Regions from separate parts of the Homo sapiens genome. Here all the other regions are linked to region 1. The links are chromatin loops, found by intact Hi-C in ENCODE. Cell type or tissue: PC-9. All regions are shown on one strand.

Region 1 (2,500 bases):
GTGTTTCTGTTTAGTTACTTTTCTTATTTTGGGGTAATTTTTCAGAGAAAAAATAAGTGGGAACATTTTTCCCTCATCATCTTAAATTTGGAAGTCCTATAGATGTTAGTTAAAGTCGTGGGGCTGGAGTTATCCCTATTCCTTCGCATATTCATGGACATTTTGAGACTGTGAATGAGTTCCCACAATGATGAATAAGGTCTCTGATCTCCCATATCTCCCCACTTCCTCTTCACCATCCCCCCAATATAGTTATAAAACAGTGTTAGTTATATCAGTAGTTAGGATATACTTTATTATGATTGTGCAGATGTCATTCACTAGAAAACCAGTAACTTAATGCCCATAACACCTTTCTTCCTCAGTTCTTCATTTTTACTAGAGTTGTTCATTTGCCACCTTTTTTTCATTTGTCTGATTTTCTACACACCCACCATTAATTTTTCCTAATGCCCCAACAAGTCAGCCTCAACTCCATCAGTAATGTTTTCCATTATCTCAAACATCGCATATATTCCTCTAATTCCCAGAGACCTCTTTCTCAGAGCCAGCCTTTCTTCCATTTATTCTGTTGAGACTGGATGCTGGGTGGATGTCATTCTGGTTTCTAGTCCCCATCATCCTGGGGGTTCATCCATATTTTGGATCTCTTGCTTCCTGATATCTTGGTCCATGTGTTCTTTTCTTGGTTACTCCCTTGTTTTTTGTTTGTTTGTTTTTTGTTTTGTTTGTTTGAGATGGAGTCTCGCTCTGTCACCAGACTGGAGTACAGAGGCGCAATCTCGGCTCACTGCAACCTCCGCCTCCCAGGTTCAAGTGATTCTCCTGCCTCAGCCTCCTGAGTAGCTGGGACTACAGGCACACACCAACATGCCCAGCTAATTTTTGTATTTTTATTAGAGACGGGGTTTCACCATGTTGACCAGGCTGGTCTCAAACTCCTGACCTTGTGATCCACCCACCTCGGTCTCCCAAAGTGCTGGGATTACAGGCGTGAGTCACTGTGCCCAGCCCTAGACTTTTATTTAAAATGAGACTTCTGTGGCTCTGTTACTCTCCTTCCTGGAAGGGAGGGAGGAGCAAGACCGGTTTGCCCCAAGCCTATAAATGGAATAAACCAGTCCCCAACAGGTTCTGCAACTTGCCTGAGATCTTATCGCTCCTGAGTTTGGGAAACTCTTGAGTTATTTAAGCCACACTCTTAGAAGGTTGTTTTGCTTCTGTTTAATTGGGGCTGTGCCTTCTGGCTGTTGAGCTCCTTTGACAAAGTGATTTTGCATCCAGAGTACTTTATTCATTCATCCATTCATTCACTAAAAAAACCTTTATTAAGCACTTGGTCTGTTAGCAGAAAAAGTAGGCTCTTTGGAACAGGCAGAACTGAGTTAAGTTCCCTCTTGGCCTCTTGCTGGTTGGGTGACCTGATTAGTCCTCCTGAGCCTCAGTTTCCTTTACTGTTTAATGACAACAGTTAAGAGATCATTTGGGTAATGGGCCTGGTACAGTGCCTGACAGAGTCTGTGCCTAGCAAATACGCACTCCTTATCCTTCCCCAGGGCTATGCAAACTGCAAGTGGTTTCAGTTTCAGTTATGGGCAGACCAGGCTACCAGCAGGCCTTGGAGCGCCTGGAGGATCCATTCAGAGGGCAAGTGCTGGATACTCTCTTCTCTCTAGCAGGAACATGGAGGGTGGATGAGAAGCAGCAAGGATGATGTTTGCTTTCTGGATCATCCCTGTGCCTTGTGATTAGCATTTAATAGGCTCCCAGAAAGCTTTGAAGATAATCATATGTCTACCCCTCCCTTTTGACTGATGATCTTGACGTGATATACGCTTATGTCAGTGAGGAAATAGGGAGGCTCTTGCAATGAGCCAAGAGTTGCTCTTTAGCTTTCAAAAACGTAAAGTCTAGTGAAAATTCAGCCCACAATGGAGTGGCACAGGAATTTGTCTTCAGAAATGCCTCCTCCACAAAGCTGTTTTGTGGGAATGAACAGGGGATGATATGGTAAAATAAGCCTAATGACAATTTATGGTCTTTATACCTCACTTTTCCGTGTACAAAGTTTTGACAAAGCCCTTGTATATCCATCATCCCATTCGTGCCTTCAAGCCCCATAAGGTGGTTTGATAAAGTTATCACCCCCATACTGCAGATAAGAAAACTGAGACTCACTGAAGCGATTTGTCCAGGCCATATAGCTAGCAGGGAAGTAGGAGGGCCAGGACTTAAATCTACTCTCTTGAGTCCAGAGACCCTGCTCTGCTGCCTCAAGGTAGCATTTAGCTATTGCCACACCTCTTTAGCTAAACTTTTAGCTGACTTGTCCTGAGTTCTAAGTCCTGGGATGTTGGCAATATCAGGGGGTGAGGAGGAGGCAGTGGGACCAGCTCCAATGTGGCCACACCTGAATATCAGGGTATCAGGGATGCAGCCTAGCTGAGTTGTGGCCACATTCCTTGAATTCCCGTGACCTGGTCACATAAGAATAATGCAG
Region 2 (2,500 bases), 110 kb after region 1:
TGGTCCCAAGCGGTCACCTGCTCCGGCCCCAGAGCCCCCGGGGGTAGGGAGGTGGGCTCTGTGCCTCTTCCCCCTCCACTGTCCATCCTGCCACAGCAGTTCACAGGGTCAGCTCTTCCGCTCTAAAACTGGTTTTGTTTTTTGTTGTTTTGTTTTGTTGCAATTGCCCCGTGCTAAGTGCAGCCCACGGCCCTCATGTGGAATGGGAATCAGGTAGTAAAGTCAGTAATGTTGGTTTCGCCTGCCCCTCCTCACCACAGCCCAAGGGTCAGAGCTGTGGAATGGCCTCTTAGAACCCAGCTCTATCACGCCCTCCCATCTCCCACTGCTGCCCAGGAAGGGTAGGGACCCAGGATCCTGCACCCCTCAGATCATTCTGTCTCCACTCACTTTCTTCAATTCCTCCGCACCTACAGCACAGCCTATTTTTGACATTATCATAGCCTGCTTATGTGTGTCCTGGTTTACTAACTAGACAGGCTTTCGTGAGACATGGCTCCTACAGAACCCTAAATCCAACAGATGTTCAGTAAATGCTTTGATGAAAGTAGTGATGAGAAAGGGGAAAATTACAAAAAGCTTCCCACTTTCTGATCAGCTACTGCTGTACTGTTTTCACTATTCAGTGATTTCACCATTCTGTGAATGGGCTCAGTTGTCTGCCTACAAATGTTGGTTTTGAGTCAAACTGAAGTTATTTGAAGACAGAAGGAGGAAATGGGCCTAAGTTTCGCCCCTGGCATTCCTGTGGCCATATCAAATATTTATATAGTGCTTAGAGTGGGCCAGGCATTTCACATGTATGGACTCTTTTATCCATACTTTTAGCAGCCCTACGGTCCTGTAATATTGTACAAAGGACGACCTGGAGACACACAGAGGTTCAATTACATCCCCAGGGCCGTGTTGGTAAGCATGGAGCCGGGCTCTGATTCCAGGCTGTTGGCTGAAGTCTGTGGGCTTGGCCAGCCTACCGTGCTGCCTCACCAAGACTCAACCCCTGGTGATGTCAGTTTGGAATCTAAGGAGCCCAAAAGCTGCTCAGAAGAAAACTAGATCATTTACAACTAGCATATATCCTCACCACCCCTCCTCCATGCCTCCACCCCAAACCTGTTCTTCCTCTGCCTTCCCTGACTCAGTGACAGCCCCGTCCACCTAATTGCGCCAAGTCATAAATCTCCAGCCCCTCCCTCCCTGTCACCTCCAAATCTCATCCTCACTTCGCTGACTTTCTACCACCAAGCACCTCTGGACTCCGCCCTCCTTCGACAGTCACTGCCCAGCTCTGGCGCTCCTCGTGTTCTCCCAGGAGCTGCAAAGCTCTCTCCCCTCCAACACACATTGCCCCTCTGCCAGTTATTTTCCCAAATCGGGTCTAAACCCACCCCCCACCCCCCCCACCCCCACAATATGCAGCATCCTCCCAAGGCTCCTGTTGCCTAGAGGCAAGAGACAGTGTGTTCTGGTTGAGCTATCAGAGTGTGGCCCCAACACTTTTCCCATCCCCCGCCCTGCCTTGCGCCCTCGATCTCAGGCAAGCCATGGCCTCTCACACCCTGAGGCCTTTGCCTGTGTTGTATGCTCTATCAGAAATGTCCTTCTCTCTCTTCTTCCTTTAGGACTCTTGCTCTATGCCATCTCCCTTCAACCCTCCCTACCTCAGCTCCCCAAGCAGAGTTCATGGTTTCCGAGCACAGAGCTCAGACCTCCGTAAGGGCATGCACCGTCTGTGCCACATGCCTGGGTCTCTAGATGGAGCCTCCTTGTGCTGGCCCATGAGCTTTCTGTGCACACAGATGCCAGTACCCACAGGGCAGGTAGGCACTACTGTTAGCGCTCCCTCCCCAACCTGACAGCTTGGTAGATTTTAAGATTAAGAAACTTGAGATCTTACAGGAAAAATATCACAATGATAATAGAGGCCACATACCAAAGAAGCATATCTAGGAAATGTTACACATCTAGTTTGTAATTACAAGTTTTATACAATTAATTTCCACTTACCAGCTCATCAGAAACTTTCCAGGTTTGCTCTTCTCTGCATTTTCAATGCGATGACTACATTTATTTAGCTTTATTAAGAATCCTATGCATACTAAGATTTGGCTTTTGCATGTTACCTGGTCCTCCATCTACACGAACAGCTCTCTAATTTCGTGTCAGTTAGTGCCTGCCGTCTGCTGATCCCCATAATGGCCCCAGAGCAGAGTAACTTGAGGTTTTATGATGCCTTGAGGAACTTTTATTAAAAGGACCACAATACCTAAGTAAATAATGCTCAAGGAGCTCCCCAGTTCTAAACCAGGAGAGCATGGTTGTGCCCATGATAATTTCAGGCCCAACACACACAAGTCTCTGCCACTCCTGAAGAGCAATCCCAAAACTCCAAGACCTGCTTCCCTTCTTTTCCCTCTGATGCTTATCACAAAATTCTCCTGATTTGGCCAGGCACGGTGGTTCACGCTTGTCACGCTTGTAATCCCAGCAACTTTGGGAG
Region 3 (2,500 bases), 67 kb after region 1:
TTTAGACACATCCTCAGCCAAGTGTAGTAAATGTCCACACTCCCTCCCTGCTTCCCTCCCTTCCTTCCCTCTTTTTTCAAGAAGAGGAGGTTTGTGTTGCCTTCAGATGACTGTTGATTTAATTGACAGGCAGCTTTTCTTCATTGTGTGCTTTTTGCTATTGCTCACAAAAGTGCATTCACTATTCTATAGTATGTTGAAACTTTTAAATGGAAACGGCTTTTCATTAACAAAGGAAGCATTTTCTTCCCCCCTTCCATGCCTTAGCTTTCTCCGCTAAGTCTTGGCTTCTTCAGCAGCTGTACCTCCACCAGAAATGACAAAAGGTGCAATTGTGCTAGGAGATGGCGATGAAGATATGCCAGTGGAGTTTTGTGTGTGGGCTGCTGGGGACTGTTTTCCTTCTGTGTTTGGTTTTGTTTTATTTTTGTTATTCCAGAAAGTTGAGAGCACATCTAAAAACCAAAAAAAAAAAAAAAAAAAAAAGCTTTAAAAACCCTTTTCAAACCTTTATCCCAGCTGAGCTTTCTTTCCATTAAGTTGTTCTGTTAGTATTTCAGTGGCCCCTCTGTCTTAATAACAACAAATCTGGCAAAACTCACTTAAAGCAGAGGGACATGGAATACAGAGAGTGTTGATGTGGTTTTTCTTTTTCTAAGCAGGCCATGAGAGTCTGAGTCTTCCTGCCATTATCCTGACTTAAGAGCAGAGCAGAGCTCAGGAGAGGAGATAGGTGTGCAAATTAAATTTTAGTCTTTCCAGCCATCTCCTTTTTCTGAGTTGTGATTCCTGAGCCCAAGTAGATAGCCAGTTCATTTCATTTACTTAAATTAATTTGGAGATAACCCTCTTCTCCTTTTTCTGCCTCTGCCTCTTCTGCTGCTTCATTTGTGACTCAACTTTCTGGAGTATGGTGCTGACTTGAAGCCCTATTTACTTCTAGCAAAAATCTTTCAGTTTACCTGGTAGAATAAACTGAAAATCTAGTACCTTTCAGGGGCACCATCTCTTCACAGCATACCAAATAATCAGATCACTGATTGAACCAAAGTATTGGGTCTAGATATACTTGTCTGTATTAGATACAATTTATTCTGTCAGTGACTTAAAATAGGGCTACTTCTATCTTTTCAGCCTTGATTTTCTTGATATATTTTAAACCTACAGATCAGTTTAAAAATAGATAATATGTAACATAGATACTATTCTACCACAGTCCTTGGCAGTGTTTCTCAGTCCTCTCAAGAATTAGTCATTTCATCATCCCTCACTAGACGCAGCAAGAAGGGATAAAGAGGAAACTGGAAATTTGTTCTGAAGTACATCTCCAATATTTTGAATGTTGATCAACAGCATTCTGATCTTCTCCCTGAATGAGTAAAAAGAAAAGATGTAATACTGGGTCAGCCAAACCCACTGCGTGGCACTTAGCCAGGATGATTCATTTTGCTTGGAGCAATCTTACACCCTTTGTGAAACTGGGTTTCTTTTGGTTGAAGGAAGAAAAAGACTCGTCCAGAGCTGTCAGTCACTTCTTAAGCACCTTCAAATGAGGGCCTTATTGGATTGTTTTGATCTGCCCAGAATCTTCAAACCTGACTCTAGATTTGTTCACCTTCTTACTCTGTAGGCCACATGTAATGCTTGGGATTTTTTGTACAATCTTTATTAGAATAATAACCTGACAGGTTTCAAATCTACTTGAGGGAAGTTGAAGTGAACATAATGATCAGGTTCCCTCATTTCTACTCTTCCCTCCCAGACAGCATGAGGGAGAGAAGCCAGCTGGTGTTTTCTTGTGTTCCTGGCCCACTTCCCCCAACCCCCCACCCCGCCCCCAGCTACCATCATCTCAGCCTCACTGGAATGTGTATGTGTGCTTCTCTTTCCAAACTTGGAGAGTAAAACTATCTGAGCACTTCCTCCTGTCTACAAGAAAAGTAGCCTCTGCATTTTATTTTTTGTTTCCTACAACCGGCATATTCTGTTTTCTGGGGATCCATAGCAATTTCATTAATCTCTAGAGGCTCTCAGGCTTTAGTATGCATAAGAATATCCTGGAGAGCTTGTTTAAACTGCAGATTCTTAGACCCAGTGTCAGAAATTGATTCAGTTAAGTATAGTGTGGGCTCTAAGAAGATGTTTTTCGTAAGCATCTTGCAAGTGATTCTGATGGAGATTACGCTTTGAGCAGTGCATTATATAAGCCTTATCTCTATGTCTGTCTTTTGTTATTCCACCTTGTTCCACAGAAGATTTGAGGTAGAATTAGCAGATAACCAAAGGGTCAGTATAAAACAAAATGCTGTTATACCTTATTAAGTATGTGTTGTTTTAAACAGGATTCTGTTTAAAACTGTTTGGGAACTATATCTATTGAGAAACTGGTCTGTGAGTTTAACATATATGAAAACAGTGAAAATCAAGGCTGAAAAGATAGAAGTATCCTTCCTCTCTCTGTAAGTCATTGACAGAGTACAGTGTATCTAATGGAGAAGAT

Evidence for each region. Hi-C counts contacts between places; a loop is a spot of excess contacts. Peaks named below come from ENCODE experiments on the same cell type or tissue, not always from the same donor. Only the 100,000 strongest peaks of a DNase experiment are listed, where the experiment ranks them.
Region 2: a loop joins it to region 1, with 7 times the contacts of the local background. A loop is called at or near these places in 33 of 110 quality-filtered maps.
Region 3: it touches region 1 in a loop (2.8-fold over the local background); 7 of 110 quality-filtered maps call a loop at or near these places.

Annotation. Positions count from the first base shown.
Region 1 is chr2:9,829,403-9,831,902 of GRCh38, forward strand. No RefSeq gene overlaps it. Among named protein-coding and RNA genes, the nearest start is that of TAF1B, 13 kb to the right of the region's middle. RefSeq lists an enhancer at 670-1,209. In PC-9, no CTCF peak of the experiment used is centred here; DNase peaks (open chromatin) are centred at 1,139 and 1,629; H3K4me3 peaks cover 391 bases; H3K27ac peaks cover 1,881 bases.
Region 2 is chr2:9,940,672-9,943,171 of GRCh38, forward strand. The region is part of intron 2 of LOC105373422 (a long non-coding RNA gene); the gene reads right to left. Among named protein-coding and RNA genes, the nearest start is that of GRHL1, 9.8 kb to the right of the region's middle. RefSeq lists an enhancer at 77-577. In PC-9, no CTCF peak of the experiment used is centred here; DNase peaks (open chromatin) are centred at 740, 1,140 and 1,820; H3K4me3 peaks cover 1,026 bases; H3K27ac peaks cover 2,234 bases.
Region 3 is chr2:9,896,157-9,898,656 of GRCh38, forward strand. All of the region lies in intron 8 of TAF1B (TATA-box binding protein associated factor, RNA polymerase I subunit B), which reads left to right. Among named protein-coding and RNA genes, the nearest start is that of TAF1B, 54 kb to the left of the region's middle. In PC-9, no CTCF peak of the experiment used is centred here; DNase peaks (open chromatin) are centred at 1,415 and 1,845; H3K4me3 peaks cover 699 bases; H3K27ac peaks cover 2,500 bases.